Regions from separate parts of the Homo sapiens genome. Here region 2 is linked to region 1. The links are chromatin loops, found by intact Hi-C in ENCODE. Cell type or tissue: CD4-positive, alpha-beta T cell. All regions are shown on one strand. Links, peaks and the distances in the headings refer to the core of each region. The heading gives the core; the rest is flanking DNA.

Evidence for each region. Peaks named below come from ENCODE experiments on the same cell type or tissue, not always from the same donor. Only the 100,000 strongest peaks of a DNase experiment are listed, where the experiment ranks them.
Region 2: a loop joins it to region 1, with 2.2 times the contacts of the local background. A loop is called at or near these places in 4 of 110 quality-filtered maps.

Annotation. Positions count from the first base shown.
Region 1 is chr7:2,030,499-2,046,345 of GRCh38, reverse strand. All of the region lies in intron 12 of MAD1L1 (mitotic arrest deficient 1 like 1), which reads left to right. Among named protein-coding and RNA genes, the nearest start is that of SNORA114, 51 kb to the left of the region's middle. RefSeq lists enhancers at 12,891-13,570, 14,253-14,934. In CD4-positive, alpha-beta T cell, for the core only: no CTCF peak of the experiment used is centred there; DNase peaks (open chromatin) are centred at 5,346, 8,115, 8,160 and 8,735; H3K4me3 peaks cover 1,193 bases; H3K27ac peaks cover 825 bases.
Region 2 is chr7:1,979,909-1,995,755 of GRCh38, reverse strand. MAD1L1 (mitotic arrest deficient 1 like 1) reads left to right here. Exons shown (of 19, transcript NM_001013836.2): 15 at 15,215-15,303. It overlaps LOC124901573 (a long non-coding RNA gene), which reads right to left and starts at 15,247. Exons shown (of 3, transcript XR_007060190.1): 1 at 15,167-15,247; 2 at 11,980-12,093; 3 at 9,417-9,503. RefSeq lists enhancers at 14,947-15,598, 14,793-15,847. In CD4-positive, alpha-beta T cell, for the core only: no CTCF peak of the experiment used is centred there; a DNase peak (open chromatin) is centred at 9,015.

The DNA.
Region 1 (15,847 bases), core at 4,026-12,025:
AGGTTGTGGGGGCCTTTGGTGGCTGAAAGGGGTCTTGTATTTCTGTGCACATTGAAAGGCGATCTTATTTGCCTGCGCTGCCGTCCAGCTGAGGACAGGGACATAGGGTGCCTGTGAGTGCAGGCCTGGAAAGGGATGGGACTCCCCTCTGTAGGGAGGGCGGGGCTTCAGTCCACCTGGGGCGTGGGGCCTGCGCCACCACCCGCATCCCAGGAGAGGCACTGATTGCAGGGCTCGGCCTGGGGCTTACATGGGACCCTCCTTGACTCCCTAGAGGCAGCCGAGGTGGCCACTGCAGCACTCAGCTGGTCTTCCCCAGGAAGTCCTTCCCTTACAGGGCCTCCACTGCCGCCTCTGTCATGGGCAGGCCCTCAGGGAGCAGGGCTGTGGCGGCCTGTGGTGCAGGGGACGTGTGCCATGTCTCCTAAAGATGATGGCTCAGCTCCATGGGGGGCCCTCGGCAGAACGTTTGGATTTAAGGACTACTTGGGGCTCACCATGTGCTCCGAGGCTTAGGGAAGGCCTGGGACGGGCCCTGAAGTGCTGTCTGGCTGAGGCTGGGCTCCTCAGGTGAGAAATTGGCTCCCATGTCCCGCTCCCCTCCCCCACCCCACTCTCCTTCCTTCAAGGAATCCTGTTAGACTTTTCACTTTGCTCCACGGCCTCCAAATCCCACTAAGCGACTGTCGCTTTTCCAGGGCATCGTCAGGTGCTGTACTAAGCTTTAATAAAGGGCTTTATCCACAGCTTCAGAAAAGTCTCTAAATAAATTAGATCCACTGGTTAGCCTCCAACGGTGATTTTTATTAACCTCCAGTTAAAGAAATATTGCTGGTTACAGAAGCACAATTTATTTCTGTGTAAGCCAGGCTGGTGTGACCCTGCGGGCTCCCGAGAGGGATAGTGCTATGTACACGCAGAGTGCTGGGCTGGCCATGAGAGGCACCTGAGAGGGCACCCGGCAGCCTGAGGGCTGGGAGTCACTCTCACAGGGACACAGAGACTCTCACAGGGACATGGGGGACTCTCATAGGGACGTGGGGTATCTCACGGGGACACAGGGATACGAGGACTCTCACAGGGATACGGGGGCTCTCACAGGGATACAGGGGACTCTTACAGGGATTCACAGCCACTGAGACACGGGCTGGTGCTCCTGGCCTGGAGCAGAGAGGGGTGTGGAGGCCGGGTGGGAGGCCGGAGCCTTTCATGTCCTTTCTGGCCCCTGGTGGCAGCAGCTCCCTTGCTGAATGGCTTCACCCTGGGAGGTGATCAGAGGCCGGGGCTTGCCGTCAGGGCGCCCTGGCTCAGATCGTGCCTCTGCGGCCGTGTGGCTTGGGCGTGTGGCCCCTGTCAGAGCCTCTGCTTCCTCTGTGAAGTGCGGAGAATGGTTGCTGCTGCTCATCAGAGTGGGGAGGTGACAGGCCTGGCCCGGGGCTCGGGTTTTGTTCATGCTGTTGCCTCCCCTGGGCTCCCCTGTCTACACCACTGGCACAGGAGCTGAGAGGGTGTCCACGCCCCGGGGGACTACGCCATACTGATGGCCTCCATTTCTTGGGGTCTGTCTCACTGAGCTGGGACTCCAGTTCCAGTTCTTGTCATCCTCACTGAATCTCACAAAGCTGAGCGGGAAACACGTGGGCTGTGCTGAGTCGCCCTCGCTGTACAGGAAGAGAAACCGAGGCTGGAGCAGTGGAGAGGCTTGTGTGGTCGATCGCCTGGGGACTTCATGTGTACTCAGGACCCAGACCTCCCGGCCGCACCCCCGTGCTGGTTCTGTGCCCTGCTGAACCATTTGGGAAATTGTGTTATCATCTCACACATGCTGCGGGCTCCTCTGGGATTCACTGCTGCTGTTTCTAAAGCACTGTTCCCAGTGTGTTCACAGCGTCCCCACCTTCTTCCACGTGCGCCGGGCAGCTTCTCTTTGGCCTCTCACACCTGAGGTGCTTTGTGGCAGGAGCGTCCTCTCAGGAGCCTGGGTGCGTGAGTTCAAATCCTGGTCCCAGGTGCTGGCTGTGTGGAACCCAGCCGAAGTCATTCGTCTGTGTCTCAGTTTCGTTGCTGGAGAGAGCGGAGATTGTCCCAGCGTGTCCTCACAGTGTTGTTGGCGGACTGAACAAGTTGGGAGGAATGAGCAAGAGTGACCCTTGGATCAGGACCTGTAGTAGCTGCCTCTGTCCTGTGAGCATTCGCTATGATTTTTATTCCAGACCGTTGGCTGCTCCCCTTCCTGCGGCGCATTGTGGCCGCCAGCTCTAGGCAGCTCGTCCTCCCATGCTGCTGTCTCCCCTCCTCTCTCCATCAGGCCTTTGCTGTGGTTGCTGGAGCATTGCTGCCGCCGTCCATTGCGTGTGCTCTCTTGACGGGACGGGCACCCATCTGTGCTTGAGTCACGTCCGAGCCCGCGGCCGCCACCCACACCCTGTTCCTGCACGGTGAGGTCTGCCACGTTCCAGGGGCAGGCTTTGCCCGGCCCTCCCTGGCCCTGTTCAGTAGCCCTGGGCCCAGCTTATGTCTATGTTGGGCAGTGCGGGGTGTTGGGAGGAGAGAATGGGCAGAGGCCCCTGCCTCAGGGCTCCCTGGGGCCTGGCAGGAGGCCTGGGGTGGTGCTGCCCCCACTCTCGAGAAAAAGGCTGGCACTCCGCAGGGCTGTTTGTGGTGGGAAACAGGCGCTCAGCCAGTCTGGATCCCCAGCCCCCCCAGGCCCTCCGCGTGCCTCCACTCTGCAGGGCACCCGTAGCCTCCAGAGAACAGTCATGACCCAGCGTCCTTGTAGGCACGGTACCCGGGCATCACGTTCCCAAGCCCGCCCATTCCGGCCACCTCCAGCCCACAGGATGTGCCAGGTCGTGCCGAGGGCCTCCTAAGGAGCGTGGGATTGTCAGAACAGATTGCAGCATGGATTTTTGGAGGATTAAAGTTAATTAAAGAGCTCTTCCTTGCTTTCACGTCCTTGTGTCTGCCAGCTATTTACATGCTAATGCTGCCCTGACACCGAGGATGAGGGGTGTCTGCCGCACTGCACTGCGCTGTCAGGAGGGGAACCACAGGAGAAGGAGGGGAGCGCAGTGCTATGTATTACCCTGTGCCCCTCCGATGGGACAGGGGCGTGGATGCAGACACATTCGAAAGTCAGTGGCAGGGTCGTTTTCTTGTATTTCCTGAAGTGTCTTCGTGGCTGACTTGGATGTTCTCCATTCAGGCCCCCCCTTACACTGCATAATTGAATGCATTCTGCGTGGAAATATCTTCGCATAAGCAATTTTATAAATAAAGAGATTGTGGAGAGTAGGGTCTGAAGTTTCTAAGTGCAGGGCTGTGTTTTCCAGAAGCCCATCCTTCTTGGCGAAGGTGACTTTCAGCTTCACGGGGTCGGCCTGTGGCAGCGTCCTCTGGCCCTCAGCAGCACTGCCTTGATGTGGACGTGGACGTGGATGTGGACGTGGACGTGGACGTGGACATGTGTGTGCGTGAAGGCTCCTCAGGTGTATTAGTCCGTTCTTGTGTCTCTATAAAGGAATCCCTGAGGCTGGGTCATTCTGCGGACTGTACAGGAAGCACAGCGCCGGCATCTGCTTCTGCTGAGGTACCAGGAAGCTTCTGATCATGGCAGAAGGCAAGGAGCAGGCACGTCACATGGCAAGAGCAGGAGCAAGAGAGACACTTGAGGTTCCAGAATCTTTCCAACAACACTCCTCACTCGGGATGGCTCTGGGCCATTCGTGAGGGATCCGCCCTCATAATCCAACACCTCCCACCAGGCCCCACCTCCACCTTTGGGAAACATTTTTCAACCTGAGATTTGGAGGGAGCAGACATCCAAACCATATCGCCAAGTATTTGTTGAATGAATAAATGAACGTTGATACCATCATTGGGTGTATTTTAGCTGCAGATTCTAAACGCCAGGGTTCTGGGGTGGCTGGAGTGTGAAAAGGTCGGTGGTGGCAGTTAGGAATGCCGTGTGCATGCCCTTGTGCCTGTGTGCCCATGTGTGTGTCTGTGCGTGTGTCCGTGTGCCTGTGTGTCTGTGCACATCTGCGTGTGTCTGTGTCCATGTGCGCGTGTGTGTGCATGTGCGTATGTGTGTCTGTGTACGTGTGCGCATGCGCTTGTGTGTGCACGTCTGTGTGCGTGTCTGTGTCCATGTGCGTGTGTGTGTGCATGTGTATGTGTGTACATATGTGTGTGCATGTCTGCATGTCCGTGTGCATGTGTGTCTGCGTGTGTGTGTGCACATGTGCGTGTGTGGATGTGTGTGTACATATGTGTGTACGTGCATCTGTGTGTCTGTGTGCATGTCCGTGTGCGTGTGTGTGTCTAAGTCTTTCTTGGATGGTCCCTTGCTGCTTTCCCAGGGAGCTAGTTCTCTCTGGCCTTGGCTGGGTAGGATGCAGGCTCTGCTCGCCTCTCTGGAACAGAGCAGGAGGTGCTGCGGGGAGCTGGGTGCAGCGTGGCCAGGCCAAAGCAGGCACCTGAGTGAGTTTTGTGTTCAGTATCCCTCCCCCCTGTGGGCTGCCATGGTGAGAGTTGACATTTTTGCAGCGTGGAAGTGAGACTGTCTTGTGGAGTTTTCTACTCCTCTCGGGCAAAGAGAGGGTTAGTGACCTGACACCTGATGGTATGCCTTCAAAGCTCTTCCTCATCTGGTTTCATTCAACTCATGTCAAGCGTCAGTCGTGACCCATGTCAAAGGTATATGCAGCTGGATGTAAGTTAAAGTGGAGAAAACAGATTTTATTCAGTCGCTGCTGACAGCAGGGGACAGAGCTGAGCTCCTTTCAGGTTTGTGCAGATGTGACTGGGCATTTTAAAGGGAGTGTGGGGAACAGGTGCCCAAATGGAGTCAGGGAAGTGAAAAATTACAGAAAGCAGCAAGAGGGTTGGGTAGCATGAATGTGATGAGCTGACTCTGCTACGAGCTGGCAGGTTGGGGCTGGCAGGGATGGGCTCCTGCTCCCCTTCCCCAGCCCCAGACTAGGAGACAGGCCTGTTTTCCTGATGATTACGTTCCAAAGGGTTGGCTCTCGGTCCTTGAGAAGGACATCCCAGAGCTGTAGGAGGTGCGGGCATGTGTGTCTCCAAGGGACTGAGGAAGGATTCACAGTTGTCAGCTCGGATTTTCTGAAGTAACTGTGCTAGGAAGGGGAGGCAGGGCAGGGGCCTGTTGTCAGGTGTGGTAGAACCAAGGGCAAATCCTCCTGACAGCCTTGAGCTTTTTCCGACAGGAACTCTGGGGGTGCTGTAGCTCAGGCTTCAGGAAGTCCTGCTGTGGTGGGCGGTGTCTCAGTGCAGGGGGTAGGATGGAGCCCTTGTGTGCTGAGAGCTCTTCTGTGGTTCTCAGCAGCCAACAGTGAGAGACACACGTGATTGTGAAGCCAGGCTTCTCAGGGCAGCCCCTATGACGGCACACATCACGTAGAAGGTTTAAATCAGCATTGGCTGAATGAGCGATTCCAAAGAGCAGCCAACACCTCTGTTTGCAGGAAGATGGAGTTGACGCATTTTCTTTGATCCTTCTGTTAAGTATAATGAAGAGTCCTGGACATTATCTATGGAATGAGCATAGTGAGCCTCTGCGGGATGGAGGCCAGGGGCCTTGGGCCTCGGAACAGCCTGGCGGGGAGCTGCCCAGGTTTCCTCGTCTGCCTCTTTCATCCCAGACTTGGAGCTAAGGAAGCACATCCCCAAAATGCCGACGCTCCCCAGCAAAGGACTAGGTAAATAGCAGCTGGGAAGACAGAAAATGTAGTTAATGCCTAGCAATAATGGAAAGAAAAACTTAATGGATATAAGGTCAGCAGCAGAATGGAGGCGACAGGAGCGCGTTCGTGAACTCAGAGATGGACCGATAGGAACTGCCCATCTGCCCATTCTGAACAGCAGAGAGAATACGATGGAATAAAATGAGCAAAGTTCCCGACACCGATGAGACCTGGGAATACGATGGAATAAAAGGAACAAAGTCCCCGGTGCCGGTGGGGCCACAACACAAGATCCAGCATTCCAGTTGTGGGGATCTGGGAGGGTCCGGAGGAGCTGAGATGGAGCCGCAGAGGCAGCAGGCAGCGTCTTCAAAACTAATCCAGTGTCTTTGCTGTTCTGTGGGTCTACTCAGGTTGTCTGTGTTTCTCTTGAGTCAGTTTTGGTAGCTTTTGTCTTTTCAGGAGTTTGTTCATTTCACCTCCGTTATTAATTTTCGGCATGCAGCTGTTCGTAGTATTCCTTTACAGCCTTTATCTCTGGAAGGTCAGCTAGTGTCTCTTTCACTCCCAACTGCAGTGATCTGCACCCTCTTTCTTGTTTCCTTGGTTGGCCCAGCTAAAAGTTTCTGTCAATTCTGTTGCTATTCTCACAGAACCAACTTTAGGCTTGACCGATTTCTTTTATTGTTTTTGTGTTCTTTATTTCACTTATTTTTGCTCTAATATTTATTATTTCGTTCCTTCTGCTTGGGTCAACTGAAGTTGGACTCCATCAAGATTAAAATTTTTGCCCCGTGAAAGTTCCTGTGAAGAGATGAAAAGACAAGGTAGAGATAAAGAGGAACTATTTGCAAGCTTCATATCTGACAAAGACGATTTGTTATCTGTAATAGATGAGAAAACTCTCAAAACTCAGTAATAGAAAAACAAAACAGACACACCTAATTAGCAAACAAGCAAAAGATATAGACAGACCTTTTTACCAAATAACATATACAGATGACAGTTAAGCCCGTGGAAAGATGTTCAACATCATTAGTCATGAGGGAAATGCAAGTTAAAACCACAGTGAGGTGTCACTGCACACCTGTCAAAGTTCAGAAACGGACACCATCAGATGCCAGTCAGTGTGTAGAGAAACTCCATCTCTGGTGCCTTGCTGATGGGAGAGTGACAGGGTGCAGCCACCCTGGAACCAGCTCGAGGGTTTCTTAAAAACTGCACTGCAGCTCCCATATGACCAGCAGTCGCATTCCTGGGTGTCGATTCCAGTGAAATAAAACCGAGGTTCGGACAAAACCCGACAGAGGACTCTTCCTAGCAGCTTTTGCATAATGGCCAAAAACTGGAAAGAATTCTGATGTCCTTCGGTGGTGATGGTTAAACAACGGTAGTGCCTCCGTCACACAGAGTAATACTCAGGACTAAGAAGGAATTCACTGTGGATAAACATACTTGAATAGATCTCCAGGGAGTTTAGCGGAGCGAAGAGCCCAGTCCCTGAAGGTCGTGTGCTGCATGATCCCATTTGCATGACGTTATTAAAAGGCTGAAGTGATAGACAGCCTGTGGATGGCTGCCGTGAGTTACGGAGACGCACAGGAGGAATCGTGGCTGTGAACGGACAACCCGAGGGGTTTTTGTGGTGATGAAATGTGCTGTATCTTGACTGTATCATTGTCGGCATACGGGTTGTGATACTGTGCTGTAGTTGTGCCAGATGTTGCTATTGGGAGGAACTGGATGAATGCTACTTGTGATCTCTGTATTATTTTTTATAGCTCCAAGTGAATCTGTAATTGGATCAAAATAAAAAGCTTAGATCAGGCACAGTAGCTGATGCATGGAATCCCAGCACTTTGAGAGGTCGAGGTGGGCGGATCACTTGAGGTCAGCAGGAGTTCGAGACCATCCTGGCCAGCATGGTGAAACCCTGTCTCTACTAAAAATACAAAAAATTAGTGAGGCGTGGTGGCACACACTTGTAATCCCGGCTACTTGGGAGGCTGAGGCAGGAGAATTGCTTGAACCCAGAAGGCGGAGGTTGCAGTGAGCCAAGATTGTGCCACCGTGCTCCAGCCTGGGTGACAGAATGAGTGAGACTGTGTCTCAAAAAAAAAAAAAAAAAAAAAAAAAAAAGTCATCAGCTTCATTATCTCCTAACAGCATCAGCTTGTCCTCTGAAACTTTGAAGGCAGGGATCGACTTCTCCTCTGTAACTGTAAAAGCCCTAGACGGCATCTTCCAGCAGAAGGCTGTTTTATGTGCACTGCAAATCTGGTGTTTAGTGTGGCCACCTTCATTGGTGCTCTTAGCTGGATCTTCTGGAGAACTTGCTGCAGCTTCTCCGTCAGCACTTGCGGCTTCACCTTGTACTTTTATGTGATGGGGACTGCCTCTTAATGTAAACCTCATGAACCCACCTCTGCTAGCTTCAGACTTGAATTCTGCAGCTTTCCCACCTCTCTCAGCCTCGTGGAACTTGCTCTGACTTAAGGGAATGTTGGGGCTGGTTTGATCTATCCAGACCACTCAGACTTCTCCGTATCAGCAATAAGACAGTTTCACTTTCTTATCGTTGGTGTGTTCAGTGGAGCAGCACTTTTAATTTCCTCCAAGAACTTTCCCTTTGCATTCACAACTTGGCGAGCTGTTTGGCACGAGAGGCCTGGCTTTCGGCTTATCTTTGCTTTTGGCACGCCTTCCTCACTAAGCTTAATCCTTTCTAGCTTTTGGTTTAAAGGAGAGACATGCGACTCTTCCTTTCTCTTGAATGCTTAGAGGCTGTTGTAGGGTTATTAATTGGCCTGATTTTAATACTGTTGTGTCGCCCAGGGAATAGAGAGGCCCAAGGAGAGGGAGGGAGGGAGATGGCTGGTCAGTGAAGCAGCCAGACACAAGCAGCGTTGGTCGGTGAAGCTTTTGCCGTCTGAGGAGCATAGTGTGTGGCGTCCCAGAATCAATGACAGCAGTAAGATCGGAGACCGCCGATCACAGACCACAACAGACATAACAGTGATGCAATGTCGGAAGTACAGTCAGGACGTGGCGCCCCAGAATCAATGACAGTAGTAAGATCAGAGACCACCCATTACAGACCACAACAGATATAATAGTGATACAATGTCTGAAACGCCATGAGGATTACCAGATGTGACAGAGCCGTGTAGGGAGCACATGCTGTTGGGAACATGGTGCCTCGCCGAAGGCAGGACGGCCACAAGCCTTCCATTTGTAAGAAGCACAGTATCTGTGTAGTCCAGGAGAGCAAGGCGTGCCTGGGTCCATGCTGGCTCCTTATTGTGGCCAGCACACTGTGCTCGTGTAAGATGTTAACAGTGGGGCACCTGGGTGTGGAATATGTGAAAAGTCTCTACCATCTTCTCCATTCTTCTAAATCTAAACCCGTTCTAAAAAAAAAAAAAAAAAAGAAGAGTCTATTAAGAAGACAAAGAAGGAGCCGAAATTTCCACGTGGCAGAAGGCACTGGAACCGGTGAGATCTGATGTGTACCTGGGCCTGATCCACGTTTGCTGCATGGCTGGACACCTTCGTGGGCGCGTGGAAGCTCATGCTGTGGGGGGAGCTGTGGGAGGAGCATGCGGCAGGTGGAGGTCTTCTGCGCGTGGGTGGGCACGCGGAAGCTCGTGCTGTGGGGGGAGCTGTGGGAGGAGTGCTGGAGGAGCCCTGGGAGGAGTGTTCAGGAGGCGGAGCGTGCCTCGTGCGCGTTGGTGGGTATGAGTGGCGTTGGTGGGATCTAGCTGACCACCTCCCACCTGGTTGGTCTGCATCTGTAGACAGCTTAGTTCTTAGGATTCTAGGTACCCAGTGTCATTTCCGACACCTGCTTGGGCTCCCTGTACTGCCAGGGCTGTTGAGTCTTTACAGCACCTCTGATCAGGAGCCCTGGCCTTGGGGAGGTGGGACAGGCACACGTCTGGGTTGCTGGGTTGCCTTTAGGGGTAAGCTCTTCCTTTTGTCTTCTGTTCAAAAGAGGGCCCACAGTGGATTCAGGCCTCTGATTTACCACTGCCTGGAGCTTGGGGAATGCTCTCCAGTGACAACCTGGGCTTCCGTGGGATTTAATTTTGATATATTGGCCTTTGTGTGTAGGAAGAGTCCAAACTCACGACCGGATGGATTGTCCTCCTCAGACTAGACACTTCATCCAGAGAGGACTCTGAGCCAACCCTAAGGGATTCAGGCTGGAGCTCTGGTTCCCCGCACGGAGGTGGCGCAGGAATGCATCGTCCTCCCCTGTCCTGACTTGTCAGCGCTCCTGCGCTCATGCCTGGGAGCCTGGACCCCAGCTCTGTCCCGACTTGTCAGTGCTCCCGCGCTCATGCCTGGGAGCCTGGACCCCAGCTCTGTCCCGACTTGTCAGTGCTCCCGCGCTCATGCCTGGGAGCCTGGACCCCAGCTCTGTCCCGACTTGTCAGTGCTCCCGCGCTCATGCCTGGGAGCCTGGACCCCAGCTCTGTCCCCACTTGTCAGTGCTCCCGCGCTCATGCCTGGGAGCCTGGACCCCAGCTCTGTCCCAACTTGTCAGTGCTCCCGCGCTCATGCCTGGGAGCCTGGACCCCAGCTCTGTCCCGACTTGTCAGTGCTCCCGCGCTCATGCCTGGGAGCCTGGACCCCAGCTCTGTCCCGACTTGTCAGTGCTCCCGCGCTCATGCCTGGGAGCCTGGACCCCAGCTCTGTCCCGACTTGTCAGTGCTCCCGCGCTCATGCCTGGGAGCCTGGACCCCAGCTCTGTCCCGACTTGTCAGTGCTCCCGCGCTCATGCCTGGGAGCCTGGACCCCAGCTCTGTCCCGACTTGTCAGTGCTCCCGCGCTCATGCCTGGGAGCCTGGACCCCAGCTCTGTCCCGACTTGTCAGTGCTCCCGCGCTCATGCCTGGGAGCCTGGACCCCAGCTCTGTCCCGACTTGTCAGTGCTCCCGCGCTCATGCCTGGGAGCCTGGACCCCAGCTCTGTCCCCACTTGTCAGTGCTCCCGCGCTCATGCCTGGGAGCCTGGACCCCAGCTCTGTCCCGACTTGTCAGTGCTCCCGCGCTCATGCCTGGGAGCCTGGACCCCAGCTCTGTCCCGACTTGTCAGTGCTCCCGCGCTCATGCCTGGGAGCCTGGACCCCAGCTCTGTCCCGACTTGTCAGTGCTCCCGCGCTCATGCCTGGGAGCCTGGACCCCAGCTCTGTCCCGACTTGTCAGTGCTCCCGCGCTCATGCCTGGGAGCCTGGACCCCAGCTCTGTCCCGACTTGTCAGTGCTCCCGCGCTCATGCCTGGGAGCCTGGACCCCAGCTCTGTCCCGACTTGTCAGTGCTCCTGCGCTCATGCCTGGGAGCCTGGACCCCAGCTCTGTCCCGACTTGTCAGCGCTCCCGCGCTCATGCCTGGGAGCCTGGACTCCGGTTTACATTTCTCAGCGTGTCCTTGGGCTGTGTGTGGTCTGCGTGTCCCTGGGGTTGTCTGTGGGGTCATGTGGCCCCTCTGGGCTGCCTGGTTTCCTTTTCTCCCACATCGTGTCTGGCATTTCTTTATTCAGAAATGAGGCATCTGTTGTTGGCTTCCCTGTGGAGTTTGTGTCCCTCCCTGAGCTCCCGCCTCTGTGGGGCCAGCCCCAGTGTGGACTTGTGGCCCCCTGTGCTGCTGGGCCTCAGGTTTGGGTCTGCGGAGTACATGGGTGTGAGTGCTCTGACCACTGGACTCTTAAAACATGCAGCCCTCTTTGACTGTGACACTGGACATGTGCAAAGCTTGGGGACTGATCAAAAAGTATAAAGAGGCCATTGAAAAAGACCTTGACTCCTGCACCCAGAGGTAGCACCAAGAACATGGCATGCATTTCATCTCCACGTCTCCCTTCTCTCCTTTCCTCCCCTGTTCATTCATTCAGCCAATCTATCAGCCAACCAGTAAGCACTCACGGACACCCACGTGCGCAGGTGCCATGGAGGCAGCCGAGTGTGGGGACTGCTGTGGCAGAGCTGGCAGCCTTGTGTGCTTCCTGCACTTGTGACATTTTATTGCAGCCAGTGCCTGTGCCATTAAGCATTCCTTGAAAATAAAATCTTTTTTGGCTGTACGATGTTTCTTCGTGTAGACATACCAAAAGTAAACTCTTGGCCGGCTGCGGTGGCTCATGCCTGTAATCCTAGCACTTTGGGAGGCTGAGACGGGTGGATTGCCTGAGCTCAGGAGTTCGGACCAGCCTGGGCAACACGGTGAAACCCCGTCTCTACTAAAATACAAAAAATTAGCTGGGCGTGGTGGTGTGTGCCTGTAGTCCCACCTACTCAGGAGGCTGAGGCAGGAGAATCGCTTGAACCCGGGAGACAAAGGTTGCTGTGAGCCTAGATCACACCATTGCACTCCAGCCTGGGCGACAGCGAGACTCCGTCTCCAAAAAAAAAAAAAAGGAGACTCTTTATTGGAAATTTAGCTTTGTTTTTAATTTTTTCATGATTATTGCTAATGTGTGCAACATCCTTGGACTCAGTGCTTTCCCCATATCTGATTCATTTGTTATTTATTTATTTGTTTAGACACAGGGTCTTGCTCTGTCGCCCAGGCTGCAATGTGGTGGCGCCATCTTGGCTCACTGCAGTCTTGAACTCCAGGGCTCAATATATCCTCCTGCCTGAGCCTCCCCAGTAGCTGGGACTATAGGTGCATGCCGCCCCGCCTGGCTAATTAAAAAAAAATTTTTTTTGTAGAGATGGGGTCTCACTATGTTGCCCAGGCTGGTCTCAGGTGATTCTCCTGCCTCGGCCTCTCACAGTGCTGGGATTGCAGGTGTGAGCCACCGCAGTCTGATTACTTTTTAGGCAATTGTTACTGAGTGGAAGGGTGTGAACACCTTCAGGACCCTTGGCCAGTTTTGCTGACTCGTTTTCCAGAAGCGCCCGTGACTGCTGTCCCAGCAGGTGTAGCGTGCAGCCCTCATGGCCTCACTCGTGCTGAGTGTTAGCATTTTACTTCTTGCCACTCCAGGTGAGGAACGGGTCTTAATGAATTTTGTGTTTGTCAGTTACGTTTCTTCTGTTGATTGTTGATTTTTCCCAGTTTTCTATTACCGTGTTAGTGATTTTCCTATTGATTTGTAAAAGGTTTTCATGTATTTGTGGCACGTTTTCCCCAGTTTGTCTTTTACCTTTTGTGTTTTTAAGTGGCGTTTTGGGACCCACGGAGGTGTTGGTGTGGCGAAGCGTGCTGGTCTTTCTCTGTCATTCCTTCCACTGCTTCGGGGCCCACAGCCTTTCAGGGCCTTGCTCCATGGAGTATCCATCTTGTTTCCTTTAGTTCTAGTGCAGTGAAGCAGGCGAGGGCAGGGGTGACCGGGTCATCTGGGCTGGTTCAAACTGGGGCTCCGCACCCAGGTGTTCTGTGCCCCCGGGGTGCGTTACTCACACCTGCAGCACCCGGGCTGTCTCTGTGAGAATGGGATGATCGAAGGGCCCACCTCCTGGCCAGCACAGGGCCTGGCACGTGGTGCCTGGCTGGCGAGTGTATGAGTGGGGTGCTGGGCTGGGAGCGTGAGCTCTCGGAGTTCTGCGTCTGTTTATCATGGCCAGTCAGTGGCAGCGTCAGCTGGGTGTCCTCAGCCCACGCTGCTGTACCCCAAGAAGGCAGTAGACACGTGATACCAGTGGGCTGGGGGCATCTTCTCAGCTGGTGCCCTCTCCACGTCCTTCTGCGGGGGCGCCTTGCCCCCCTGCCCCATGCACACTCTCCCTGTGTGCAGAGTGGGTCTTCCTTCCTGGTGTGGGGCTCCCTGAGTGCCCTGCCTGTCCTCGCCTGTTCTTACAGTGCTCACGTCTGCCTCCCTCTCCAGGCTGAGTTCTGGGAGAGCAGGCCGGCGCCACCCCCCTCACCACTTGCTAGGAGCTGGCCTGACCCTGGTGGGAGCCCACAGCCCTGGGCGCGAATTCAAAATGCCAGAAGCAGCACAGGGTCCCTCGAGCCTGGTGGGAGGTACTTCCCATGGGCGAGTCATCTTGTTTTGAATTCTCCTCATGCTGATTTCTGGCCCCACTCAGCCCAGCACAGCTCTGAAGGAGACGAAGGCAAGGCCAGCTCTCCCCAGCTGAGATGAGCTTTCAGTTGAGGAAGGACCCTGATGTCAGAGCTGTTTGGGTAATGGCCTGCCCCTGGCCATGGATGTGCACCAAATCTTTTCAGGACTCGTGGGGTCACTGCTGCCCGGGGGCTTTAGGTAGCTATTAGAGCCCAGGGCTGGGCAAGCGCTTTCCCACCTGCCCGTTAGCATGATGGCCAAGAGCCCAGGCTCGGCTTCACGGAGGCTGGAGACCTGGGGCGCGCGCCTTCCCCTGGAGCCTTGTCCTCATCTGAAAGGGAGGACTCCAGCCTGCCTCAGGAGGTGGTTCCGAGGACTGATTGGCTGATGGTTTCACTCGTTCATTTTTTAATTGAACACACAGTTCCTGAGCACCTGTTCTGTTCCAGGCACTGGACAGGGACTGGGGCCGGGCGTCCCGCATGAATGAGGGGTCAGGGAGCTGATGCATGGAAACTCCTTGGCACAAGGCCCGGAGTGTGCCTGGCACCCTGGGCACTGGCTGCCTGCCTGTTACCCGTCGGTGGAGAAAGCCACCTAGACTTTGCAGCACTGTAAGATTTTTGAACTGTAGAAGACCAAGTCCATCTAATTCCCTGTTTTGCTGATAGGAACGCTGGAGGCCTAGAGAGGAAAGGAACCCGTCTGACTGCTCAGGCTGAGTAGTGGCCCCAGAGCCGTGACTCCACTGTGCTGTCTGTTTCCCACGTTGCCCTGCTCTCCTTTCTCCCTGTCCTGTCAAATAAACTGCACTCAAAATAGAGCCATGCGGCACAGGGCCTGTCTCAGGCCCATGGCCCCATATCCGCGTGGGTCAGGCATGCTGGCGAGACCTTGCGAGGGTCACGTCCTCCTCCCTGGTGAGGGGCCGTCTGCAGCCACTGTGGCTTGGGTATGGCTTCCTGTCAGGATGGTCCCAGTGCCCTCCCAGATGTGCACGGCACCCACGTCGTCATAGCGCAGGTGTGAGCAGCTGCTGTAACAAGGCTGGTGCTGGTTCAGGTGGATGCTGGGGAATGCATTTATACAGCGAACACAAATGAAGTGGAATTTGTCATAGAGCAGTGTGAAATGTAAGTAAAATTGCCTCGGGAAATCATAATTGATTCCACTCCTTCCTACAATAGGTGTTGTAGAGCTTTTTATCAGAGGTTGAAATTGTAAAAACCAGGCTTGCTGGTGGGGAGCCCAGAACAGCCCCTTTTCCCCCTCCCCCACAGCTACACGTGGGTGGTGGAGGCCAGTGGGGAGGGTGTGACGGCAGGAAGCCAGAGGAGGAGCTGGCTGAGGGTAACCCCAAGACAGCTGTGGGGCAGGGAAGGGAGCGTGCTCTGTGTGCCTGGTGCAGCTGCAGGCAGAGGGGTGAGTAGTGGGAGAGGACCCCGTGCTTCCTCTCTGAGCGGCCTGGTGTTCAGCCTCCTGCTGCCTTCAGGAGAGCTCGCGTAGGTGCAGTTCATGGAGAATGCACAGCTGGCTGCTGGAGGGAGGATGCTGCTGAAGGCTGGGGACCGTTTTTTCTCCTGGGGGCTCCTCCGAATCCAGTCGCCCAGCAGAAATAGAGCTTTGTCAACAGTAAACCGGGTTTATTGGTCAGATAAGATAACCTTGTAATGAGACTTGTGGAACTTGAGGCAAAAATGAGGAAGAACAGAGAGGATGGAATGGGAACAAGGGAGAGACATGGTATCATCAAGCTCTGAGCAAGGTTGGCCGAGAGCACCAGGCGCAGGTTGGGGGCTGAGGAGGACAGAAACGCGTCTGACAGCAGGGCGCCTCCCACGGGGCCCCGGAAACCCTCGCTGACCCACAGTATTGCCCTTCAAAACCTGGTCATTGGTGCCCATTACAGAGAACCCTTTCATCGGGAAAAGAGACCGTTTCTCCTCATTCTCAGTTTCCTCTGCCGGGGCGGCGTCTGGTTTGTTTTGGAGGCATTTTCGTCAAGCGCAGATGGGCAGGTTCCACTCCTGCGGGGTCCGGCCACCTGTCACTGGCGCCCTGGCTTACCCAGGGGCCTCTGCACATCAAGGCTGTTCAGGGGCCCGCGTGTAACAGGCTCTAATT
Region 2 (15,847 bases), core at 4,418-12,417, 51 kb after region 1:
CCTGGAAACCTGTTCAGTTCACGCTGCACCAGCATGTATGTCCCCGCGCGCGCTGGTGTGCAGGTGTCCTGAGCTTGGAGAGGCTCTTTGGGGCCAGGGATGTGTCTGGGGCAGGTCTGGGGAATGGCTCAAAGTCTGAGACTGTGTCCTTAGCTCACTCTCCTCCTCTCCAGCCCTGGAGGCGGCCTCTCCTGGGCCCCCCGCCTGGGGCTCCTGCGCCCGCCCTTCCATCCCACACAACTGGTCCCTTCCCTCAGCCACACCTGTCACCTCTCTTGCTGTGTGGCCACAGGCAGGTGCTTCACTGCCTGGTCCTCAGGGTGGAGAGAGGAAGCGGGGAGCCTCCCTGGAGTCTCACAAAGCTAAGTGAGTTCGTGTGCTGGGAAGATCCAGGCTGTTCTGGGAAGTGATTCTGGGTGAGAACAGGGGCCTGATCTTCCTCAGCAGCCCCGGGGCTGGTTCCAGGCTCGCTGCCCGTTCACCAGCTCAGGTTTCCCTGCGTCCAGCCTCATCCTCAGTGCGTGCCCCGAGGTGCCCCCCGAGGCTTCTCCACAGAGTGGAAGGAATCGTGCTGGCCACAGCAGGTGTCACATGGAGCAACCTTTGCTTTAAATGCCTCTTGCATTGGAGGGAAGTTGTCTAATTCAGCAAGCATTTGTTGAGTGCCTCTTCTAGGCTGTTGTCTGAGGGAACAGAGACCCTGTGGCTGCGCATCTGTCTATTCAGCTGCCCTAACAGGAACACCGCAGACTGGGCTGCTTAAAGTAGCAGATGTTGGCCGGGCGTGGTGGCTTACGCCTGTAATCCCAGCACTTTGGGAAGCTGGGGTGGGTGGAAATCTTGAGCCCAGGAGTTCGAGACTGGCCTGGGCAACAGAGTGAGACCTCGTCTCTGTTTAAAAAAATAAAATAAAACAAAACCCTTGCAGACATTTGTTGCTCACGGTTCTGCAGGCTGGAAGTCCAGGATCAGGAACTGGCCGGTCTGGTGTTTGCTGAGGCTTCCTGGTTCCAGATGGCGCCCTCTCACTGTGTCCTCACACGGTGGGAGGGGCGAGGGAGCTCTGGGGTCCCTTTTATGAGGGTGCTAATCCCCCCCCCGAGGCTCCGCCCGGTGGCCTCCTCACCTCCCCGGGCTCCCTCCTAGGATTTCAGCATGAGAGCGGGAGCACACAGTCCATGGCATGGGCCCACCTCCTTCCTGCTGTGTGAGACCCGGTGGGCGCTCACTGCCCTGCCCAGTCCTCCTACTGGGGGGTCTCTGCCTGGTCCCTCAGTGCCCGATGGGCCTGCCCTGCCTACGGTGATGTCCCCACCCTCTGAGCACATCTTCTCACGCCCTTCCAAGCAATCCCTGTGCTGCTCCCCCTCTGAGGATGTCTTTTCAGTTCAGCGGAGCCTCAGGCCCCCTGGGAATTGAGCTGGACCCGTGCTGCTGCCCCTGCATCGCAGACACGCTCTTCCCTCCCTGCCTTCACGGGGCCTGCACCTTCACCATCACCGCCACCATCGTCCCTGTGCTGCCCTGGGTGTGGCGGTGGCACGTGCAAAGCCAGTGTGTGCTGTTGCTCACCATGTCATGAGTACACACTTGTTGTTTACACAGATTATCCCCCTGTGATCCTGGCAGCAAACCCACAAGCTGGTTGTGGCCCCAGATACTCAGACGAGGAACAGGGGCAGCCAGGATTAGTGACCTGCCCGTGTTGGCACCGGCAGTGGTGGAGAGTGCTCCAGGGTTCACACCCAGGCAGGCTGACCCCAGACCCTGTGGCCAGGGCAGTTGCAGGGGCTTCCTCATATCAGGCTGTCTGTGAAATCCACCAGGACAGGACCCAGGGCTTTCTGGGGCTCCAGCGTTAGCCCAGGGCCAGGCATTCAGCTGGGGAGTTTAAAGCATCTGCCGAGTGCTGAGTGGGGACAGGTGGGAGGAGGATGCTTCATCTTCCCTCTGTCCCCTTTCCCAGTGTGAGGACCCAGCCTTTTCAGTTTTTACCAGTTTGCAAAGATCTTATGAGAAGATGCTGGTGATTTAATGTCGTTACCTTGTAAGGATCATCTGCATTTTAGAAAAAGTAGCTGAGAAGATGGTTTCTTCGCCCAGAAAATAGATTTCTCAGGCATAATGTCTGAGCCTTGGTTGTAGAGGATTTGGATCCCTGCTTCTCCTCCAAAAAACAGAAGAAAATCTCAGTGCAGAGGGAAGGCGTAAGCTTGTTTTCTATCTGGGCCAGTGCCACAGTGTGTGAGCTAGCAGAGCCTCAGAGTGTGTCTGATACGTCGTGACCTTTGTGTTATTTTCTCTTTCAGAATGATCTTAGATATTCTCCAATGTTTTTTCCGGTAAACTTTAGAGGGAGCTTGCCAAGGTTCCTGCCAGTCCTCTTGCATTGCCTTGGTCTGCGGACTGACATGGGAAGGCAAGCTGGTTGCATTGTGGCTCCCCCAGAAGCCCTGTGCCCTCCCTGCACTGTGGGTCCTGCCCACTGCTTACTAGGGTTATTCCTGGGTGGTTTAGAATCTCAGTCACCTGCATGTCACTGCTGTCTGCACACTTGCCATATGACCCATGGGGGCATCTTTTGGGCGTTGGGGGCGGGGATGAGGAGAAGGTGGGCACTTCAGACTCAGAGCAGTGAAGTCCCCCGTGCATTCCACTCCACGAAACTTAGATCGAGTCTATAATAACCACGAGAAAGGAAATCGGTTCATTTATCTTGAAAAATTATGGGAGTAATTCTGTATAGGGGAAATATAGTACCCTCATCCTAAGTACGAAGCATTTTCCTGTGATTTAAACTTGTCGTGTCTCTGCAGTGGCCCTTTCTGGCTTAAGCTTTTTCTCAGCTACGTGTATCTTCCATAAGCTGATCCCGTTCTGGCCCCAGGCCCACAATGGTGTCACCTGCCCCTGCCCCTGCCCCTGCCGCCTGCCTCCCTGACGTAGAGCCCATGCCATCCTCACATCCACCTGTCCTGGAGACACTGGGACTTTCCCTTGGACTGGGCCGCCTGGGGGCTTGTTTTTGCCTGTGATTCAGCCAGCAGCCCTGGCAGACAGCCTTCCCCAAGCTCCCCCAGCAGAGTTAACTTCCACAGTGAGAGGCTTCACAGGGACAGGAGGTGGCCTCAGATGTCCTAAAAAGGCAGATGTAGGATTGGAGCTGATAGGAGGGAGGGAGGCCCTTTCTGTAGGGAGAACTTTCAAATTCAGGCTTGTTTCTAAGCAGGGGCTCTTTATCCAGCATCCCAGGGCAGGTGCTCAGTTCTCCACAAAGCGCTTGAGGCTGCATACACATTTCCGTTACTTGCACACGTTTTTCTCCAGAGAGCAGTTGCCATCTTCAAAAGGTTTCTGACACCTGTTCCCCTTCCCCAGCGTTAACAACTGCTCCTATTGAGGAGGCAGCCTCATTGATCCCAGTGAAGGTTCTGGAGCCCTTGGAAGCCACATAGAGAGACACCACCCATCTGGCTTCCCAACGCTCCTCCGTGAGTGTAAATGGGGCTGGGTATCCAGCGTGGAAGTCAGAGCAGTGGCGCTCTGGTGGGGCAGGTGCTCAGGCACCCAGCGGTGCTCATGAGGCCAGCAGTGGCGCTCTGGTGGGGCAGGTGCTCAGGCACCCAGCGGTGCTCGTGAGGCCAGCAGTGGCGCTCTGGTGGGGCAGGTGCTCAGGCACCCAGCGGCGCTCGTGAGGCCAGCAGTGGCGCTCTGGTGGGGCAGGTGCTCAGGCACCCAGCGGCGCTCGTGAGGCCAGCAGTGGCGCTCTGGTGGGGCAGGTGCTCAGGCACCCAGCGGCGCTCGTGAGGCCAGCAGTGGCGCTCTGGTGGGGCAGGTGCTCAGGCACCCAGCGGCGCTCGTGAGGCCAGCAGTGGCGCTCTGGTGGGGCAGGTGCTCAGGCACCCAGCGGCGCTCGTGAGGCCAGCAGTGGCGCTCTGGTGGGGCAGGTGCTCAGGCACCCAGCGGCGCTCGTGAGGCCAGCAGTGGCGCTCTGGTGGGGCAGGTGCTCAGGCACCCAGCGGCGCTCGTGAGGCCAGCAGTGGCGCTCTGGTGGGGCAGGTGCTCAGGCACCCAGCGGCGCTCGTGAGGCCAGCAGTGGCGCTCTGGTGGGGCAGGTGCTCAGGCACCCAGCGGCGCTCGTGAGGCCAGCAGTGGCGCTCTGGTGGGGCAGGTGCTCAGGCACCCAGCGGCGCTCGTGAGGCCAGCAGTGGCGCTCTGGTGGGGCAGGTGCTCAGGCACCCAGCGGCGCTCGTGAGGCCAGCAGTGGCGCTCTGGTGGGGCGGGTGCTCAGGCACCCAGCGGCGCTCGTGAGGCCAGCAGTGGCGCTCTGGTGGGGCGGGTGCTCAGGCACCCAGCGGCGCTCGTGAGGCCAGCAGTGGCGCTCTGGTGGGGCGGGTGCTCAGGCACCCAGCGGTGCTCGTGAGGCCAGCAGTGGCGCTCTGGTGGGGCGGGTGCTCAGGCACCCAGCGGTGCTCGTGAGGCCAGCAGTGGCGCTCTGGTGGGGCAGGTGCTCAGGCACCCAGCGGTGCTCGTGAGGCCAGCAGTGGCGCTCTGGTGGGGCAGGTGCTCAGGCACCCAGCGGTGCTCGTGAGGCCAGCAGTGGCGCTCTGGTGGGGCAGGTGCTCAGGCACCCAGCGGTGCTCGTGAGGCCAGCAGTGGCGCTCTGGTGGGGCAGGTGCTCAGGCACCCAGCGGTGCTCGTGAGGCCAGCAGTGGCGCTCTGGTGGGGCAGGTGCTCAGGCACCCAGCGGTGCTCGTGAGGCCAGCAGTGGCGCTCTGGTGGGGCAGGTGCTCAGGCACCCAGCGGTGCTCGTGAGGCCAGCAGTGGCGCTCTGGTGGGGCAGGTGCTCAGGCACCCAGCGGTGCTCGTGAGGCCAGCAGTGGCGCTCTGGTGGGGCAGGTGCTCAGGCACCCAGCGGTGCTCGTGAGGCCAGCAGTGGCGCTCTGGTGGGGCAGGTGCTCAGGCACCCAGCGGTGCTCGTGAGGCCAGCAGTGGCGCTCTGGTGGGGCAGGTGCTCAGGCACCCAGCGGTGCTCGTGAGGCCAGCAGTGGCGGCCCTGGGCACGCTGCAGCCCTGGTGGTGAGGCCCCGGTTCCTCCAAGCACAGCTGCTCTGGTTCTGCAGCGGCCTCATCCCAGGGGCGGTGCATCAGGCGAACATTCGGCCGGGACATGCCCTCCGGCTGGGCTGTTTTTTTCTGAGGAGAAAGCATTTCCCAGCTCAGGCGCACATCTGTGCTCACGAGGAAATGTCTGGGTGAGCCAAGGGGGCTGTCCATGGCCCACAGCGCCTGTGTCTCCTCCAGGCTGGAAAGGAAGCTGGAGAGTGGACTCCACCTAAGATCCCCCCGAGGCCTCCTTAGGAAGCCACAGCCACTCCAGAAGCCTTCCTGGTGCCAGAGGGTGCAGAGTTGAGCGGAAAGGTGGCCTCTGGCCAGGATGCCCAGCTGTGACCTCAGCACCCTCTCATCTCTTGGAGACCTGGAGCCTCTGCCCCAGTCAGCCCCAGGGAGCCCTGGGATGTGAGCCCTCACCTTGCAGCCAGGGTTCTGTGAGGCTCTGGGCCTCAGCCTCACCACCTCCCGGGCACAGGTTGCAGCTGAGACTCAGCGATGCCACGTGAGTTGGCGATGAGGCGGCGGGTGCACGCGCATGTGGACGCCCTCACTCTGGCACTCAGCGGCAGCCTCGTTAATTAGAATTGCGGTGGGGGGAGTTACCCAGCTCCTCCTCTTGTTATTAGTTTGTGGCATTAGGGAAGGCCCCTGGGAGCACACCCTGCATCTTCCCAAATTAAACCGAATGCAAGGTCTCTATTTAAAGGTTATGCTGCGCTAGTGAGTTTGCCACAAGGACCATTAGCATGAATGTTTCATGAAGGTTGGGGCTATGAGTGGATCTGGTAGGCCAGGCCTGTACTCCAGGAGGGAGGGACCTTGTAGGCAGAGGAACATGGGGCCAGCCGGCCTACACTGAGGCTGGGCCATGCCGAAGCCGGGCCACGCTGGGGCTGATCCATGCTGAAGCCAACCTGTGCTGAGGCTGATCCATGCTGAGGCTGGTCCACGCTGAGGCTGGTCCACGCTGGGGCTGGTCCACGCTGGGGCTGGTCCACGCTGAGGCTGGAGCGCTGCCGGGACGTCTGTGCTCGCGCTCAGGCTGCTCTCCCAGGGTCCCCACACCTGTTCCAGTTTGGGTCTGGGCAGCGCACATGCTGCTGTGCGAGCTCCGTCTTCCAGGGTGAGGCGGCTCCCGCCGCCGAGGGCTCCCAGCCCGTGCCTGGCTTTCTGCTCCCCTCTCCCTGTCGGCCCCACCGGAGATCAACAGGTTGCTTCATCTCAGTCAAACATACAGTTGAGTTCCGTAAATGAGACCAAAATCTGTTTCTGTGAGATAAAATTGATAAACCTCTAGCCAGACTAATCGTAACTAAGAGGACACAAATGAACGCTCCTGGGCGTGAGAGAAGTGACAGTGGTGCCGCCATTTTCCACGTTTCGTTAGAGCCGTCCTGGCGGGTGTGAAATTTTCCACGTTTCGTTAGAGCCGTCCTGGCGGGTGTGGAGTGGCTCCCGTGGCTTTGTTTGCGTTACCCTGAGGCCAGTGGTCCTGAACTTCACCCTGTGCTTATCAGCCACGCATCTGTCTTCTCTGGAGAAGTGTCTGCCCCATCCATTGCCCACTTTGTAAATGGGTTGTTTTGTTGGTTAGTGGTAAGTCTTCATGTGTTCTAGACACTAGACCCTTCTCAGGTATGTGATATAAGGGGCTCCTGTGAGGCAGCCCAGGAAGGGCTCTCAGTCTTGCTGGGCATCAGGGCCTTGTCAGGGAGGAGATGGCCATCTGTGGGCCTTGGGAAGGGGCATGGAGGGGCCAGGCACACGTGGCCCTGCCTCCTGCAGCCTGGTGCGGGCACAGGGTTTGGCCAGAGAGAATGATTTCCACAGGATAGGCTCAGTGCTAGGACTGCCCGGAGCACACGCAGGGCCCCTGGAAGGCAGCCCTGGCCGCCGGGAATCCTGTCCTCCAGGCTTTTGCCGTGGGATCACGGCCCTTCCCAAGAAGTCTGCCTGTGGCGCTGCCCTCCCCAGCCACGCTGTGCGCCTGGGCCACCCTGGAGCGCGGCCGGGTCCTCCAGAGAGTCCGTCAGGGACTGTGCTGCTGCTTCACAGCCACCGTGACACAGGCATGAGGGAGTAAACACAGAAAACGAAGTTTTAGGTACTGAGTGCTCTGTGCCTGGGCCAGGCCCAGAGCAGTGTCTTGTCCCCAGGCCTGGCTTTGGAGGGCTTCCCTGCCCTGTCACTGCATTGGTGGGGCCCTGATCTGTCTGCGCTGAAGTCTTGTAGGCTGGGCGCTCCACAAAGTGCCTGGGCCTCAGGTCCCTGTGGTGGGGATGGCTGGGCTGCTGTGTGCCACCTGAACGGGGGACGGCCGGGCTGCTGTGTGCGCTGCCTGATGCAGCGGCAGAGTTGCCCCTGGGAGGTGTGGGAGGTGAGTCTTGCTCTGTGACCATTGGATGAATAATGAATGGGCCCTCCGCCATGTCAGGAAGCGTTCAGCAGGGCCCTCTCCTTGTCCCCAGCGCCCTCTTCCTGGATCCCACCTTCCCACCCGTGCTTCCGCACGCTGCTCCATCTACCTGCTACTCCTTTTCTTCTGGGTCTCCCCTCCCTCACGGGCCTCCTGCCGCTCCTCGCCTCTCATGGGCCTGCCCCGGGTGTGAGTAGGTGTTCTACAGGTCCTCGGTGAGGATGCCTCCTAGGGGCCTGCCTGACTTCCTGCCAGCTCAGCCTCCTCCCTAGGCTGTAGGCTGCCCCAGAGATCGGAGCTTCAGACATGGTCCCGTGCCTGGGAGCCCGGGTTTCCCACCCAGGGACAGGTGGTGGTATCCCCGTCGTCACGGTGAGGGCTGGAGGCACAGGTGCCTGTGAGTTACCTCTGAGAACGCTGCTGCCCCGGGCCTGTGCCCTGCCAGCGAGTCCCACAGGTCCTCACAAGGAGCCCTCTGCACCCTCCACTCTCGGCTGCCGAGCCCGCAGGAGAAAAGACGTGGAGCCGGGGCTGCCGGGCGGCCGTGGCCCTGCCGTGCGGGCCCGGCGGCTGGGCGAGGGCACTGCAGTTGGTGCCGAGAGCACCCCGGGACCATCCTCGCATTTGCTCTTCCCCCACCTGCCTCTCCCCCCCTCCCCGATGGCTTTCCTTCCCTTAAATACTGATATGTCTACACGGCTTCTCAAATTGGCGGACAGCAGAGCAGACTCCGGGGCTTGTGTGCTCAGCATGGGCGGCTCTCTTCGCTTCATCCGGGATACTTAGACCCGCCCCAGTACCTCCCCGTTCCGAGCTCGGCCGCACACACGCTGGACGTGCCTGGGAAGTGGCCATTGCCGCGTCTGTGCCCACCATCTGCCCACCCGTGTGCCCGTCCAAGCACCGACTGTGTGCCAGGTTCTGTGCTGGCAATGGGGCCCTACATGGTTACCACGTCTCCTCCAGGGAACGTCCCATCCAGTGGGGAGGAGAGTCACGTGCCCAGTCACCATGTGGTGTGGTGGAGTAGAGGGTGCGGTCACAGAGGAGTGGGGGTGGGCACTTCCAGCTGGCAGGGGAGGGGTGAGGGAGCTGCCAGGACAGATTGTGGGGAAGGCGGCATTTCCACTGGATCTAAATGGTGGATGGGAGCGGGGGGTGTAGGTGGAAGGTGGCCCACAGACATGGATCATGGGTCTGGCCCTCTGTGGCTACTGTCCTGTGCCATGGGCCTGGAGGGGGATGTAGGGGTGAGAGCTGGCCTGGCGGGGAGGTGCAGGGTGGGTGGAGGACCTGCAGCATGGCTGGGGGTGTCGGGCACAGGCTCAAGGGGGCAGGCATTGGCTACTCTGAGAATACAGTTGGGAGCTTACTTATGAGTCTAAGGTTACACATTAAAATAAAAGGGCTTGATTTTTTGCTCTGAACATTGTGGCACACGTCAGCATTTCCCCCTTGTTTCCTGGAAATCATCTACAAATAACAAGAAGCGTGAAAACCAAAATGGCACTTAAATTTTGACAAAACAGAAATGCAGCTGCAAACCAAGCCCCAGGCAGAGGCAGGAAGCCCGTGGTGCAGGAGAGTGCAGTGAGCAGACGCAGTGAGCAGACACATCCCCGGGGAAGCCTGGAGCAGTGCGGGTGGAGGCAGCTCCATGAGGGAGCCGCGGAGTAGAACCCCCTTGCCGGCGCGAGGGAGCCGCGGAGTAGAACCCCCTTGCCGGCGCGAGGGAGCCGCGGAGTAGAACTCCCTTGCCGGCGTGAGCCCTTGCGAGAGGCGGCCCCTGACCCTGGCTCCGCAGTGCGGGGGCCGGCGGCAGCTGGAACGGGGGTCCCTGGACTGGCGTGTGGTTCCAAGCTGGACTGGCGTGTGGTTCCAAGCTGGACTGGCGTGTGGTTCCAAGCTGCAGCAGAGGTTGGTGCTGAGCTGAGGGGTCACACAGGTGCATCACACGTACTTGAAGCCGCATCTGTGGCAGACAGAACATTTGCTCTTAGGAAAACTCACGGTGTCCTTTCTCTCCTGCCGGAGGGAGCTACTGGGGGCTGATTGGACTCGCAGCAAAACTGTCACTGGATTTCAGATAAAAGGAAGCAGGCCTGTCCTTCCCCACTGTGAACCTGTGCACGGAGCCGGATTCAATAAAACTCATCTTCAGCAGTGAGCAGTAAAGGTTACTCCATGCATTTGTGTTAGAGCAAAGGAGAAAAAGAACAAAAACAAGTGGCAGAAAAAGTTTCACAGAAAAACGGTGGACATTGAGCAGATGAAAATTCTATCCAGACATTTTGCCAAGAAACAAAAGTTAACGAGGCGGTAGAGTCTGTGAGGCTTGGGCGGAACGCACACGCTCCAAGAAGAGACGGTGAGGCCGGGGGTTGCATGAGACAGGACCCGGAGGGTCTCAGAGCAGGAGAGGGGGCAGTAGGGGGCAGTACAGGAAGGAAGGTGACCGGATGCACGGGGAGGCGAATCACGGGGAAAACTACCTAAAGAACCCGCAGCAAGAGTTCCATCTCCTGAATTGGAAGATGAAGTGAATGTGGAAGCCTGGAAATGTAAGTGCTACATGTCATGTATTCAAAAAGAAGTGTCAGGATGGCAGAGGGAGGAGAGAACATGAGGATGGCGGCTTCGCTGTTGAGAGCCGAAGACACAGACACACCATCTAAAGGTAGTATCAGGTGGGGAGAGCAGATCGAGCTGCATGTTAGGCTCCCTAGAGCACCAGGTGCGGTAGACTGGTCTATCCCGAGAGAGTGACTGTGAGGCCCTCGCTCTTGGCCATGGAGCCAGGATCCCGTGGTCTGCATCTGTGCACAGCAGACCTGGAAGAGCCTGTGCTGTGCCCAGTCCGCTCTGCAGGCCTGAGAACCAGCGGAGCCTGTGGTGAAAGCCCCAGTCCTGGGCGGAAAACGGGAGCTGCCCCGCTCAGGCCACCAGGCAGGCAAGGGAGGAACGGTCGCCTCCTCCAGTTTTCATTTCATTCCGGCCTCAAGGGGTTGGAGGAGGCCTACCCATGCTGCCCGGGGCCGTCTGCTGAGTCCCCGATTCAAATGCTGATCTCATCCACAAACCCTCCCAGACACACCCAGAAAGTGTTTTGATCTGAGTACCCCAGGTCCTGTCCAGTGGACACATGGAATGAACCGTCACAGACTATAAAGTTCAACAGGGAGGATGATGTATCTGACTAGTTAGGCACCCAACATAGGAGATACAGTAGGTACTGTCTAGTAGGAAAGTATCGGTGTGAAACAAAGCTGAGTTATAAAAGCAACCAGGGTAAAACATGCACACTTTTCTAAGCCTCGAGAGAATTACACGCAAAAAAGTAAACTAGATTAAAAAGGCCACAGAATGAGATAGATGTAAAAGCTACAAAATCGAAAGCATAACAACATAATACAACAGAAATAGACACAAATCCAGTTATAGTTGGACTAAACTCTCCTATTAAAAGGAAAGGACTTCCTGATTGGATTGCAAAGCAAAACCAAACATGTTGGAAAGTACGGGAAGCAAAGGCATCCTGGTGAAGTGAACCTGGAAAGCAGGAGCTATGATCTCCATGCAGTGTGAGTTCAAGCCAGAAGCCGCTCAGAAACAAAGGTGGGCGCTTTTCACAGTGAGGTTCAGATGGGTTAGCCAAATAACACATCACCGCTGTTGGGAAAAGCAGAAATGAGGAAAGATTCAAGGCGAAATTGTCAAAGATGCCAGTAGCAGGATTTATGTCCTAATCTGCGATATAGCAAGTGGGCAAAGAATAATGGAAAACAGAAAAATACATATGTGCGTAAAACCCATATCCCCCAAATTAGAGAATATACTCATGTTAAAAGGAGTGCATAGAAAACATTCACAAAGATTAATTGTGTATTCGGTAATAGAGAAAGCCTTTATAAATTAAAATAAGTAGAACTAATACAACTTCTTGTGATTGCAGTGTGATGTGAAATCAAGAACAAAATCAGGGAAAAAAAAGCTCCTAACACTTGGAATTTAAAAAACAAAACCCAAACAGAACAAAACACTGTGTCTTAAACAATTCTTGGTTCAAAGAAGTACGATTCAAAAGTGCATAAGATGTAGAAAATAATTGTCATGAAAACACTTCTCATCAGAGCCTGTGGGAACCACCTAAATTCACAAGTTTAAATATTTATATCATTGAACAAGAAAGCATGTAAATATATGGATTAAACCTTCAACCCAAGAAGTCAGAGAACAAAAGGAAAGTAAACCTTAGTGAAACAAAAAGGTAGGAATTTGTAAAGATCAAAGCAGAAGTTAATAGGAAAGTGAAAAATGGTAGAAATAATAAATAAGTCCAAATACCTGTTATTTGAAATAAAACCAATAAAACATATGAATTATTCACAGTTCTAATAAAAAATTGATAGAAAGTATCACCATCCAAAATAGGAAACAAGACTAATTACCTGGAGCTATTGACTGAGCAGGAGCATGCGAGAGCTTTCAGGCGTGCTGAGAATTCTGTGTCCTGATCTGGACGGTGGATACGTAGGTGAAGACATGTATAAAAAGCCATCAGGCTGTGCACATAAGATTGAGAAGTTTACTGCGTGTAAATTATGTATACCTCGATGGGAAAGAAAAGCAAAAATTAAAAAATTGAGAATTATGAGTTTTGTCTGATTTCTATAAAAAGAATTATGAATTATATCTCAGTTCCATTTTAATAAACTTAAAAATCTGTGGGAAATGAATGACGTTTTAGGGAAATGTTACCTATCAATCCCAACTCCAGAAGAGAGAGAAATTTTAAACAGATCAATTACTGTAGAAAAACGTTGTCCCAAAATTGCCATGGCTGCTCTCCCCCACCACAAGAGGAAAGAAACAGAAGATGCATCAGGCCAAGCCAGTTTCATGGGAAAATTCTACCAGATCTTCAAAGCGCAGATACTTTGAGCACTGTGTAAACCAGTTCAGACTGTGGGAAAAGGAGGGGAAGGCATTCTGGAAGTGTTGTATTGACACCAACAACTGCAAAGGCCTTACAAGCCTGTGTGTGTGTGTGTGTGTGTGTGTGTGTGTGTGCGCGCGCGCGCGCGCGCGCGCGTCTGTGGGTGTGTGTGCGTGTGTGCACGTGTGTGTGTGTGCATGCACGCGCATACGTGTATCAGTGTCATTGTTAACATGTCACGAGTGAAATTCAACAGCAGGTTGAAATACATCATATGCAGTAAGATTTATTCCAGGACCAGCCTGTCAGCTTGATTTTAGGATATCAATTTATAGAATACCCTCTTCATGGGGGCGTTTGACAAAATCCAACACTCAGCCTTGATTAAAAACTCTTAATAAAATAGGAATATATGGGTAATTTCTCACTGTGATAGAAAATACCTATTTGAAAAAAAAGGTCATGTGCTGTAAATAAGAAAGTATTGGCTTCAGCTCCAGTGAAGCCACAGGCCACCTAAGGATGTCCAGTATCACAACTGTGATTTCGTATTATTCTGGAGATACTAGTCATCCAAAGTAGACAAGGGAAAGAAACCCAAGGTATCAATATTGGGAAGGAGGAGGAAAATTGGAAAATCGTCCCTCTTTGCTGCTGATAAGATTATGTGCCAAGAGAATCAACTGAGAACTGCTGCTGTCGGTCGGAATTTAGTGAAGGGGGCGGGAAACAAAAATTTAAAATCACGTATACAAAGATAAGTTAGAAAGAAGAAGAAAAGGCTGGGCGCGGCGGCTCACGCCTGTAATCCCAGCACTCTGGGAGGCTGAGGCAGGTGGATCACTTGAGGTCAGGAGATCGGGACCAGCCTCACCAACATGGTGAAACCCCGTCTCTACTAAAAATACAAAAATTAGCTGGGCTTGATGGCGTGCACCTGTAATCCCAGCAACTTGGGAGGCTGAGGCAGGAGAATCGCTTGAACCTGGGAGCTGCAGTGAGCTGAGATGACACCACTGCACTCGAGCCTGGGTGACACAGCGAGACTCTGTCTCAGAATATATATGTATATTTATGTATATATTTTTATATTTTATATATATAGTGAAAAAAAGCAAGGTACCAAATGATGTGTAGGACATCTTACCATTTTTGTTAAATAAAATGAAGTGTGGTGGGAGGAAGAACATAGACATGTTGCTGGCATGCGCACCAGCAGCCTCCGGAAGGAACATATGCTCAAACCTCAGAACGTTGGCTGGCTGAGAGTCGGGGGCCTGGGGCGCTGGGGTTGGAAGTTGGGGACAGGCTGCTCAGGGCATGGGCATCCGTGTTTGTTGTCTGAACTGTGGATCTTTCTTTTTAATGGACCCATGATAATTGTATATATTTATGGGGTACATAGTGATGTTTCAGTACATGTAACATATGGTGATTAGATCAGGGTAATTAGCATATCCTGCCCTGTTGCACACTGTGCACCCCCTGCCCCAGTGCCTTTTTTCCCAGGCTCCTGCTGGCCCCCAGCCCAGGGGGTGTTGTCCCCCTCACATCATTCCACCCTGGGTGTCTGGCAGGCTTTGCAGCTTCACTGCTGGGGGCCTCCGGCTGCCGTGGTACCTGCTGGCACCTGTCCTTCCCTCCCTGAGGCCACACTGCCCTTCCTCCTCCCTTCGTGACGGAGTGAGCTGGGCTTTGGAGTGGGTCAGGACTGGTGGGAACAAGGTTCTGACTTGGGCCAGGGGCAGGATTTACCTCCCTAAACCCATCGGATCCTGTCCATGAGACACCCCAGGAGTGGTGAGGGGCGTCTCTGGGTGGGCCTTCCTTAGCACCCCCGGGCCCTGGAGCTGGTGCCTACGTAGCCCCTCAGCCTGCGCCAGCCTGCCTGACCAGGCCCCCGTCTGTGCCCTGCTCTTCCTTGAGCCCGCAGTCCGTTCTGGCTCCTGGCCTCCCCACCGTCTGCTGCCCCTGATGCCTCCCACCCTAGGTGTGTAGGGGCGAGTTAGAATCCACACTCCTGGCCGGGCACACCGGCTCACGCTTGTCATCCCAGCACTTTGGGAGGCGGAGGCGGGTGAATCACCCGAGGTCAGGAGTTCGAGACCAGCCTGGAGAACACAGTGAAACCCCATCTCTACTAAAATACAAAAAATTAACCAGGCGTGGCAGCACGCGCCTGTAGTCCCAGCTACTCAGGAGGCTGAGGCAGAAGAATCACTTGAACCTGCGAGGTGGAGGTTGCAGTGAGCCGAGATTGTGCCACTGCACTCCAGCCTGGGTGACAGAGCGAGACTCCATCTCAGAAAAGAAAAACAGAATCCAGGCTCCCTCCCGGGCGGTGCAGCATCTCACGCTGTTCTGTAGAGGAATTGGAAGTAGCGGAATAAACGACGGCTTGTGGCTGTTAAACCAAACCGACGGCAGCGTTGGAGCGTGCTCTCTCCCCAGCTGCGTGTCCACTCTCCAGAGACTCTCACATGCACCCCACACACCTCACCGTGAGCCTGTGCATCTGTTGCTATTCAGGAGATGGAAGTGACAAAAAAATGAGAGAACTTGAGTTTGCAAAGTTAGAGTGCTGTCTGGCCTGGCAGCTTCAGGCTTCCAGGAGAGAGGTCTCTCCCGCAGCTCCCAGCCCAGGGCGGGGGTGCTGCCAGGGGTGGTCTCAGGGGCCTGGGCTGGGGTTCCCCACACACCTGGGTGCGCTCGTGTCTGCTGACCCTCTATCCTTTGCTTTCTCCTAGCTGGAGATGGAGCTGAAGATGCTGAAGTCTCAGTCCAGCTCTGCCGAACAGAGCTTCCTGTTCTCCAGGGAGGAGGCGGACACGCTCAGGTACGTCCCCCAGAGAGGAGGCGGACACGCCCAGGTGTGTCCCCCAGAGAGGAGGCGGATACGCCCAGGTGTGTCCTGCGGGGGAGGAGGCAGATACGCCCAGGTGTGTCCTGTGGGGGAGGAGGCGGATACGCCCAGGTGTGTCCCACGGAGGAAGAGGCGGACGTGCTCAGGTGTGTCCTGTGGGGTGGGGGGAGGTGGGCACGCTCATGCGTGTCCCCCAGGAAGGAAGTGGACATGCTCAGGCGTGTCCCCCAGCGGGGAGGTGCGCACGCTCAGGTGTGCCCTTTCCAGAGGAGGGGAGTGCGGGAGACACGTCCACCGGCAGCCTCCTGTCCCCCTCTCCAGGCCGTGACCTTCTCTGTGTGCTCCCCCGTGGGTGGCTGGAGTAAAGTCTTGCTCCTCTGCTGCCTTCCTGGAAGGGCTTTTCTTTGTAAGTCCCATCCCATCCACCTAGGTTCCTCTCTGCAGGGACACTCGTCTCTGCTGGTGTGGCCCTTTCTTCAGCAGCACTTCTCCAGCCAGCACTGACAGCAGGGGTCTC